Linked DNA regions of Homo sapiens: region 1 is linked to region 2. Evidence: read pairs that join two places in POLR2A ChIA-PET (ENCODE). Cell type or tissue: HepG2. All regions are shown on one strand. Each heading gives the region's core, and the rest is flanking DNA. Links, peaks and the distances in the headings are about the cores only.

Region 1 (5,384 bases), core at 75-5,074, 130 kb before region 2:
GGCCCAGCCTTTCCATTTACAGGGATCTAGCTTACTGAAACTCAGCCACATGCCTACAAGGACTTATGTGTAAGAACTTTAATTCCAGCACTATTTGCAACAGTGCAGAGAAAAAAGAAGAAAAAACAGAATTGTCCCTTAGTAGAAGAACAGACAAGGTTTAATCATTCAATGGAATAAGACAGAGCAGTTAAAATTAATAAACTAGATCTGCACATATCAACATGGATAAATCTTGAAAACAAAGTTTGGAGAGGGGAAAAAAGCAGCAAAACATATGTACAGTATATCATTCATGGATACTTATTTATAGATTTATACTTAGAAAAAATATAAAATATGCAAAAATAATTTCAGAATGGCAGTAGGAATTGGGGAAGGGATACAGTGGGACTTTGGCAACTTCTATAATATTTTAATATTCTAAAGGAAGCGATCTGAAGCAAATATGGCAACATGTCCACGGTTTAATCCTGGTATAGGTACACAGTTGTCTATTACTTCCTTTATGTTTGAATGTTGCACATGTTAAAATATTAAAAATAAACTAATAAACTATCAAGTCTAACTAATATTTACCGTGCATTTTCCACTCGTTGAATCCCCCAAAGATCTAAACCATCTTCAGTTAGAGTTCCAGTCTAAAAAACAAAAAAGCACACATGCACAAAGTATGGATGATGCCTCAAAAAAAAACCCAAAAATAAAAATAAAAAGCAACCACACAGCATTAGAAACTATGCTACATATAACATAATGGAGTTCTACAGAGTTAAAAAAAGAAACAGGCAAGATCCCTGACAGAGAATGGCTTCCAGGACATATGGTTAAAGTGGGAGAGGGGGTGCAAACAATGATCACAAATCTTCTGCGTAAGGGCAGAGAGGGGTATATATTTACGTGCTTATACTATCAAAAAAAAAATCAATGGAAGGATGCACCAGTTAACCTATCTTATCAATCAATAAAGGATGCCTATAAAGCAAAAAAGGAAGGATTACTGTATAAGGAGGGCCAAGAGGAACAGGTTAAAGTACATCAGGAGGAAGCAACTGGCCAAATCCACAAGGTAAATGACCTGGTTTCTTCAACAAAATAACTGGAGATAAGGGGTAAGTAAAGGCAATTGTTACATGTTAATTGTAAGCAATGTAATCCCTATTTGGATTCTGACTGAAAAATCAACTAGTAAAAATTAGAGATATGAGGAAATCTCAACTGGATATTAGAAAAACTAAAGAATTGCTAATTCTGTTAAATGTGATAGTGATATTTTAAATATCCTCTAGACACATACTAAGGTAGTTATGAGTGAAATAATGTCTGATGCTGTCCCCTTCAAAATGAGCAGATAGATAAAATAAGACTGACAATGTGTTGATAACTGATAAAGCTGGGTAATGAGTAAATGAGTGTTTATTATACACACATCTTTTCTCCACTTTTGTCTTAAAACTTTTAGGAAAGTTTCCAAAAAAGACAAGCATAAGTGAAATTTTTTGAACTGATAAATATGAAATAATTGTAGCAGTATGTGACATATTTTTTTCTAACAGAACATGTTTCCCATTTTTTTCTGTAATAATGAAATGCACAAAAATCAAATTTGTATCACATCAGTTACCCAGAAAAGTTTGATAGAAGGTTTTCTGGTCAAAGTTTAATTCTCAGAAAACTTTAAAGAAAATTCCAGCTCAGGAAAGGAGAAACCTTTCTAAGAGGCAAGATATACTTCACACAGGTACATAATTTGTCATTTTCACATAAAATCAGTGACCTTCATAATTCTTAAACATATTCAATAAAATCATACAGCAAACACTAAACATACACACTTACAAGCAATAAAATCATAATAAATATATATGTATGGAGCCTATTGTGTTAAATAAGAATTACTGTCTAAAAAATTAAAGGTCACGTAATCTTTACTGCTACTACTATTAATACTACTAGGCCTAATTCTGGAGTTAACTGAAGCTTTGAGCAAATAAGCAATATCCAAAGTATTAAAAATTGAGAAAATAAGAAATATAGCATGTCCTCAAATACGATTGTTTTGTCCGTCTTTTTTTATAACACGATGGGTGCCAGTGGTGGGGAGAGCTGAGGCCCAGCCGCGACCACTATCTACATGGAGTTTGCATGTTCTCTCCCTGTCTGCATGGGTTTCACTCCAGGTACTTCAGTTTCCTCCCACATCAAAGCTACGCAAGTTAAGTGAACCAGCACATTTAAATGGTCCCAGTCTGCGCGAGTGTGAGTACACCCTGCGATACGATGGCATCCTGTCTAGGGCTGGTTCCTGCCTCGTTCCGCCAGTTGCTGAGATACGCTCCCACTACCCAGGAGCCTGAAATAAAACAACTGGGTAAATAATTACCTTACTTGTTTTTATTTCTTTCTTAAATGAATGTATAGCTCATATTTATTTCAATGATTAATATCAGAAGTGTTTTAGATCTTTATTTAGAAGTTTGGTGATTTTTTGTGACCAAAATATGGCATAGGAACTTAAATCTCATTTGTATCAATTAGCCTATGGTAAAACTGGTTTCATTTCATTTAAAGTTGCAGTTTTCAAGAACCTATCAGTAATGTTAAGTGAGAACTTATGGTATAGAAAAATGATGCATATACCAAATAAGTGGAGGAAAAGGAAAATTAGAGGAACATGACAGAATGTGTCCAAATTTGTTGACAAAGAAAATAAAAAACATTGATCTAAATATTTAAACGCTACGAAGTAACCTTTGAAAGTAACTATGAAACTGAACCCACCTTGTCAAAGCAAACAAGATTGAGCTGTCCACAAATATTTATTCTTTGAGGACTGATACAGAAAATACCGATTTTTTTCAGTCTTCTCTGAGCATACACAATACCAGCAGTCATTGCAGCAGGAAGTGCAGGGGGCACAGTAATTGTGATAATATCAAGAGACTCGATAATTATGACCCCAACTTGTACCTACAATTAACACAAAAATAAATGTCAAATCCCCAGTATTATTTACGGATTTAATATGGGTATTTCTTTAGTGAAAATCTGTAAGCCATTTTCAATTGTATATTTCAATTTTATGTATGTGTGTGTATATACATATCTATTAACCATATATAATTTTTTTCTTCAGATATTTCTGCAAAATAAAAAAGCTCAATGGATTATAGAATGACAGCTACTTTCAAAAGAAACTTATCTCATTTTCAAGGCGCTACATACTTCACACATGACACACTTCAAAGCCGGTCAACAATCATTATCAGATATTGACTCAGCGTGCACACACCTTACTGTACCACTCTCCACTTCTGACAAGCGGCGCCTTCAATTAACTAACCACAAATCATTTTAACACTGTATATTACATCTCAGAGGTAAAAAAGAGAAAATAAAGCTTTTGGTGATTATGTGGGGGGGTTTTTTTTCCTGTTTTTTTTTTTTAAAGTCACAAGACCAAGTAAAAGACCATCTAAACCAGAGGCACCCAAAAGAAGTATCCTTTACAATGGAAATGTTCTATAGCTGGGCTTTCTAATATCATAGCTACTAGTCTCATGACTTTGTTAGCATTAAATTAATTAAAATTAAATTAGCTTAAAATTTTAGTTCCTCATTCTCAGTAGCCACATTTCAAATCCTCAATAGCTGCATATGATAAATAATTGAGGTTCAAACCCTATTAAGAGTCCCACATACATACCTCATTTAAAATGCTATTAATAATAGTGTAGATAAACCCAATGCCAGCAACTGCCACAAGACATAGTAGAAACAAGTAGGCATCTCTGTAGAGTTTAAAATCAGTTGGTTTGGGATACAATATGGAACGAACAAGCTGTCCTTTGGAAGTACTAAATCCTTTCAAAAAAAGAAGACAATTATTGATATTTTTATAAGAAAATGAGAATTATCTCCCAAAACAGAATCTCTCTTTTTTTTTTTTTGAGACAGAGTCTCGCTCTGTCACCCAGGCTGGAGTACAGTGGTGTGATCTCGACTCACTGCAAGCTCCGCCTCCTGGGTTCACGCCATTCTCCTGCCTCAGCCTCCCGAGTAGCTGGGACTGCAGGCGCCCGCCACCAGGCCCGGCTAATTTTTTTGTAATTTTGGTAGAGACGGGGTTTCACCATGTTAGCCAGGATGGTCTCAATCTCCTGACCTCATGATCCGCCCACCTCGGCTTCCCAAAGTGCTGGGATTACAGGCGTTAGCCACAGCACCCAGCCCAGAATCTCTTTTTAAACATTTAGTAGGTATCAAATATGCTGAAACATGCAAAAAGAGATTAATTAAGATGTTTCCTACCTGTTCTAACAACTATGGCTTTGACGAGTTCTCCAGTGTAGAAACGAGTCTGAATAACAGTTGTCCCACAAAACAAAGTATGTCGTTTATGTGTTTCTGGATTATATAATTCATCTCCTATTCCTTTCACATCCACTGAAGGATTTGGCAAATTAGTCTTTGTCACTGGAACACTTTCTCCTTTAAAAAACAACAACAACAACAAAAACAGTTTACAAATTATTAAACGAAAGCACAGGAATCAGTATCGAACACCAAAAAATATTAAATTGTTAAATATTTTAAATGCTACCATACTGTTTACAATAATCACTGAGAGTTGTATATGTGGACAACATGGCTTAATTTTTTGTCTACCAATTTCCTCACATAGAAGTATCAAATATTATCTCCCACAATAATTCCAGAAAGTGATTTGTGGCTCAAAGGTAATATTTGTTTATATTTAGAAACAGTTGCATTGTTCAGTTTCAAATAATTTCAAAAAAGATTAAGTAGTTGCTATAGTCCCTGCACCTCTAAGAACTAATGGTAACAGTGGAAAGCACTGTACAGAAGAGATGTGAGGGCCTACCCCGATCCACCCCTACACACACACACACACACACACACACACACACACACACACACACACAGAACAGAAAAGACAGCTGGGCAAAAAAGAGATGTGAAAATGAGTAATGTGGTGGTTCTCTCAAACAACCACAAACAGCCAAATTCTTTTTAAAATTAATTCTCTGCAGCATTCACATTTCTTGCTTCAAAGAAGGCATGTGTGTCAGATATGTATTTGTTTGTGTGTTTTAAGATACGAGATATGTGTTTGTGTGTTTTAAGACACGACTCTTAACAGTTTCAAAATGTATTACATATAAATCATTTTCTAGCCAGATCAACTAGGACAATTAAAAAAAAAATTCACACGATTAAAATAAGATATTGGACAGGCACAGTGGCTCACGCCTGTAATTCCAACACTTTGGGAGGCCAAGGTGGATGGATCACCTGAGGACAGGAGTTCACGACCAGCCTGGCCAACGTGGTGAAGCCGTCTCTACTAAGAATGCAAAAAT
Region 2 (5,384 bases), core at 175-5,174:
CTGAAGTCAGGAATTCGAGACCAGCCTGACCAACATGGCGAAAACCTGTCTCTACTAAAAAGACAAAAATTAGCTGGACATGGTGGCAAATGCCTGCTACTCGGGAGGCTGAGGCAGGAGAATCACCTGAGCCTGGGAAGTGAAGGTTGCAGTGAGCCGAGATAGCACCACTGCACTCCAGCCTGGGTGACAGAGCAAGATCTTGTCTCAAAAAAAAAAAAAAAGATTATTTTTTGTCACACCAACAAATTCAGCTTCGAAGGAAGAGAAATTTGAACAATATTGACAGAAAGTTGAAGGGCAGGCAACTGGTAACGGCTCAGGCCTGACTGAGGGGGTTCACTATCCTGCTTATTCCAGACAAGCGGTCTGTTAGATTTTCCATCAGCCCAAATAACCTTCTACAGGGTGGAATTTATCATTTCCCAAGAGAGAAGCATCCGCTGCACCCTCAAAGCACAGCCACACAAAGACCTGTGGCTAAACTGGACACTTTGCTTGCCACTGATCTACTAGACGCATGGTTTCCAGAAGGAGATTGTCTGTGGCCGCAAACGGATTGCGAGCAGACTGCGAAGGGGTAGTGAAACCACCGCGGGGCTTCGGAAATGCTTCTCCGCTGAGCAAAGCTAAAAAGAAGTCTACAAGACACCGTGGATTTGGATGAAAAGAGTCTGCCTCCCCTTTGTCAACAGAAAGCCACAAGCACGCGTGTGCTGTGATGTGAAATGCTGGCATGAAGCAGCAGGAGTTTCCATTTTGTCACACTATAGGGAAACGCTGGAGCATCTCTGCAGCTGTCCCACTGACCCCCAGGACAACTGGAAGTCTAACATTTTTCCTTCTCATCACCTCCTCCACCCCTGGTGAAAGCTTTCCTGCCTCTTTGCCTTTCTGGATGGGAGAGCGCAGCTGGGGACACCCGAGGCAGCTCAAGCTGGAACACAAGGGCAGGGGAAAGCAGCGGACAAGATATGAAAGGGCTTGGGAGACATGGGAGTGAGATTGAAGGGCCCGAAGCACAGACAGAGCTGGCCCACGAGAGAGGAAGTGTTGCCTAGGATGTACTGTCTCTTCTCCTTCCTGGGATGATGAGAGGGCAGGAGCCACCTCGGACAGGTGTGCCCCCGTGCCCAGTGGAGTTCGCTAGAAGTGAGGCCTGCTGCTTCCCAACAGCTAAGTCATGGTGGAAAGCAGAGTGAAAATGTTTTCTTCCAGGAAAACAGGACCTCTGTTTCCATGACGCAGCCTCTGCTATTATCACACTGTGTGACCTGGACAAGTGTCAACCTTTCAATCTGTAGTTTCATCTGTAGATAATAATACCTGCCTCTTTGGGCGTCATGACGCAGAGTTATTAAGTACAGAGAGAATGAGTAAATATTCATCAAACTCCAAGACACCAGTAGGTGAAAGGTTTATGGGGAAACTTTTAGCCAGGCGTGATGGTGGGTGCCTGTAGTCCCAGCTACTCGGGAGGCTGAGACAGGAGAATCACTTGAATCTGGGAGGTGGAGGTTGCAGTGAGCCGAGATCGCACCATTGCACTCCAGCCTGAGTGACAAGAGCGAGACTCTGTCTCAAAAAAACGAATAAATAAATAAAATAAAAACTAATTCGGCTGGGGAAGGGTAGTGATAAATTTGCAGTTAACAGAATGTTTAAGTCTGAAGCCATGGCTGTTATGGTAGAGATCTCTTCAGGGCCCAGGCAAGACTTCGGTCACTGCGGCCAGGGCCAGGACTCGGTTCCTATCTCCCCCTCGCTGCCCTTGCATTGTTCTCCAAATCCCCTGGTGACCGAGCAGATACCCTGGAGGGACGAAACGAGGCCCACCCTGGCTTCCTCGAGCAGGACAGGGCCTGCCTGTGTGCTTTTCTTTAGTCTCAGAAAAGCCAAAATTAGCCTCACTTTTGTTTCTTTTCTCAGGAGCCTCTAAATTGTATCTCAGGAAAGGATTATTGTGCTCTAGGGACCCTATCTTATCGTGGGGTGTGGGGGAGGCGATGAGTGAAAGGAAAATGGTCTTTGACAAATTGGTTCAATTCGGACAATCACGTGATTTTCCAGTAATTGCCCACCACTGCTGTAGTGAGCTATTGTTTCACTTCCCAAATATTTAGTCAAGTAGGAGGCCTGAGAAAACTGGGGAGGGTCAGAGGCTGGAGAGCACGCTCATGGAGGGGAAAAGTGCTGTTTTTGGTGATCTCTGCATATTGTTGTGAATGGTAATACTAAGGACGCTCTGGACTCTTTATCACTAACTTTGAAGGACTGACAACCACTTTAGGTGTAAGGAGACCCCTCAGGGACACCCCCTGCCGGAATGCACTGCCGTGGGGGAAGAGTCCTTCTGAGGCGTGGGCTCTGGAGCTGGTAGCTTTTGAGCCTAGTTTGATCCAGCTCTTCCCTGCTTCATGGCCGACCAGGCTGCCTTGCTGACCCCTCTGAGGAGATAAGGGAGTATTGTTTTACCTCTCCTGGTGAACACCGCTGAGAAAAACAAAGTCACACACTGTGAATTAGGGGACAAATGAGACTCGGGCTGCCGGAGCTAAAGGCTTCACACAAAGAATCCAAGGCATGACCAGGCATTTGCTCTTATGCAACTTTTCAAAAATTCCTGGGTCTCCAGGGAAAAAGAGCATGAGCTCTGGGGTGACCTCACCCTGCCTCACTCAGCCTGACATCACGGGACATTTGGGGGATTAGGTCGGACGGTGGCGGCAGCGGCAGCACGTGAGAATGTGTGTTATCGACGGGGAACACTTTTCCCGTGCTCTCATGTGGTCATCTGTCTGATATGCCTGTGGGTGGAGGTGGGCAGAGGGGAAGGGAGTGTCCTGTCACCGGCGACAGAAAAGAGCCATGAGGTCATTGGAGCCCAAGGCTTTCCTCACTGACCATCGGCAGCAATTGTCTTCCCAGCTTCCACTCCCAAGGGTTCACCTCCGCTCCCACAGAGGGTTCTGATCTTGGGATTCCTGCTTTGGACACACATTTTCTTCCATCTGAAAATAGGCCCTGATAGTCGGACAGGGGATATATTATTTGGAGAGAGATTTGGCAATTAACTTTGACAATTTTGTTTTTTTCCAGCTTCTGATGACAATTCCCTCACATCTGAGCCCCTCTGAGATGCTGCCCTTGCTTCTTATAACTCCCTGCCTAGGCATGATGTGCAGGCAGCCCTTCGCCCACCTTGCCCACACCCTCCCCGCCCAGGGTTCCTCACCATGCATCTCACTGCGATCTGGGATCCCTCCCACTCCTCCACCTCCATCCCACTGAATCAGCGTCGCCGATCAGGAGCTGAGACCTGAGAAGCTGTATAAGAAGCAGACCACTCCCGCGATTCTGCTGCCCACTGAACTGGAGAATCATTGAGTCGGCTGATCTCTAACCACCGACTCAGAGCCTGCGTTCTAGAATCGAAATGTTCCCAGGGAAGGCAGCCTCAAGGGAATCAACGGACAGCCTCCCACTTGTGCAGGGGTTTTAATAACCATTAGGTCTCAGTCTTCCTACCTCAGTGATTCTCTTCCTTGGCTGCATGTTGGAATCATGCCTGGGGTTTTTTAAAGTTACACATAATATGGTTCCCAGCAGAGATGAGACATACGGGCTTTCCCCACCCCGCTTCTCTAAGAAGCAAAAAATGGCCTTGGAATCCCAGGCAGTGGTACCACCGGAAGTGTAATGTTGACACCTGGTAAGGAAATCTCCCAACTAAGTCACCTGGAGGCACAGAGGGCAGCCATCTGAACAGAGTGGGGACTGGGGATCCCAGGACTTACTGTGGTAATTTCCTTTAGAAGAATCGCTTCAGTGTTGGAGAAAGGGGTGCTCTCAGACGCTTAGGCTCCAAGGCGGCCAAACAAATGCTGCAGACCCTGGGGTGGATCTCTGGGGAAGAGCGGGCAAGAGCGTGGAGGTCCTGGCTCCCTGTGCTGGTGAGGCTGGAACGGGGTCTGACACAGCATCCCACAGCCAGCTGGTGTCCCACGAGGAGGCTGTATAGGTGAACTTAGGAGTCCAAGTAGGGATTCCTTGGCCAGGATTAGCAAGAGGGAGGGGAAGGTGGTCTCTTCTTGAAGAGGCACAGCTGCCCTGCGAGGCTGCTAGGAGCAGCTGGAGGGTACAAGCTAAGGATGGGGCAGGACCAGTGACTGACAGTGACACCATGAGGCAGTGAGCGGTCACAGCAGAGGTAACCGTAACTGCTAATAATGATTTGGTGTTGTTTGCCCAGCATTGATCAATGTGCCTTACACTTATTAATTCACCCGATAACAGTTCTGTGAGGAAGTCATTATCACCCCCACTGTAGAGAGAAGGAAATGGAGGCATGAAGGCTACACAATTAGAGTGGCTGCCAGTCTGTGAACCCAGGCAGTCTGGCTCTGGAGCCCACACCCCTACCCAGGAGGCCTTGCTGCCTTCATGGCAATAGCCTTCATTTATTGAGCACTTACTATGTGCTGTCACAGCCTCTGTGCTCTTTCAGCCTTCACCGCAATCTTCTGAGGTGGGGCATACTTTTCTTCTCATTTCACAGATAAGGAAAGTGAGGCGCAGGAAAGAAAAATAGGCAACTGCTTACCATCCATTCTCTCCCCTCTGGGAGTGGAAGCCAGACTAATTCCACGGCAGCTCCTTTGTTTTTTTTTTTTTTTGGAGACAGAGTCTCGCTCTGTCGCCTAGGCTGGAGTGCAGTGGCACGATCTCGGCTCACTACAACCTCCACCTCCCAGGTTCAAGGGATTCTCCTGCCTCAGCCTCTCGAGTAGCTGGGATTACAGGTGCCTGCCACCACGCCCAGCTAAATTTTGTATTTTTAGTAGAGATGGGGGTCACCGTGTTGTCCAGGCTGGTCATGAACTCCTGACCTCAGGTGATCCACCCTGCTCAGCCTCCCAAAGTGCCGGGATTACAGGTGTGAGTCACTGTGCCCAACCAGCTCCTTCACTTTTTAGAACTCAATAAGCCTTTAGGGTTCTCAGAAAACTCAGGGTAGGTGGAAGCTTCAACAGGGGATTCTGGGCATCCTGCAATACAACGTTTGCCCTCTTGAGTGCAGAACTGGAAAAACAAAGATTATAGGACATTCTTTCTCCCTCTAAATTTGTGAAAGCAAATCATACCAATTATAGGGGCCTCATCCCAGATCCATTTAATCAGAATACATGAAGAGTGGGGCCAGGAAATCTGAATTAAATCAAAACCAAAAACAAACCACAGGTGATTCTGGTGCACAACTGGGGTTGAAAATCACTGCGTTATCTCACGGTCATATGCATGGCCCCAGTGAGCAGTCAGCACTGTTTCACCTTGCCCGCTGCCTAGACACAGCCTATTTATCAAGACAGGGGAACTGCAGTAGA

Evidence for each region. Peaks named below come from ENCODE experiments on the same cell type or tissue, not always from the same donor. Only the 100,000 strongest peaks of a DNase experiment are listed, where the experiment ranks them.
Region 1: POLR2A ChIA-PET joins it to region 2 with 5 read pairs; 5 of 35 experiments call an interaction of 5 or more read pairs at or near these places.

Annotation. Positions count from the first base shown.
Region 1 is chr3:194,444,146-194,449,529 of GRCh38, forward strand. It overlaps ATP13A3 (ATPase 13A3), which reads right to left. Exons shown (of 34, transcript NM_001367549.1): 12 at 4,312-4,491; 13 at 3,707-3,864; 14 at 2,782-2,970; 15 at 580-641. Among named protein-coding and RNA genes, the nearest start is that of ATP13A3, 40 kb to the right of the region's middle. RefSeq lists enhancers at 2,658-3,857, 5,353-5,384. In HepG2, for the core only: no CTCF peak of the experiment used is centred there; DNase peaks (open chromatin) are centred at 2,836 and 3,266.
Region 2 is chr3:194,569,793-194,575,176 of GRCh38, forward strand. No RefSeq gene overlaps it. Among named protein-coding and RNA genes, the nearest start is that of TMEM44-AS1, 12 kb to the right of the region's middle. RefSeq lists enhancers at 2,372-3,571, 2,548-2,842, 3,888-4,057. In HepG2, for the core only: a CTCF peak has its summit at 4,179; DNase peaks (open chromatin) are centred at 2,609 and 4,179; H3K4me3 peaks cover 739 bases.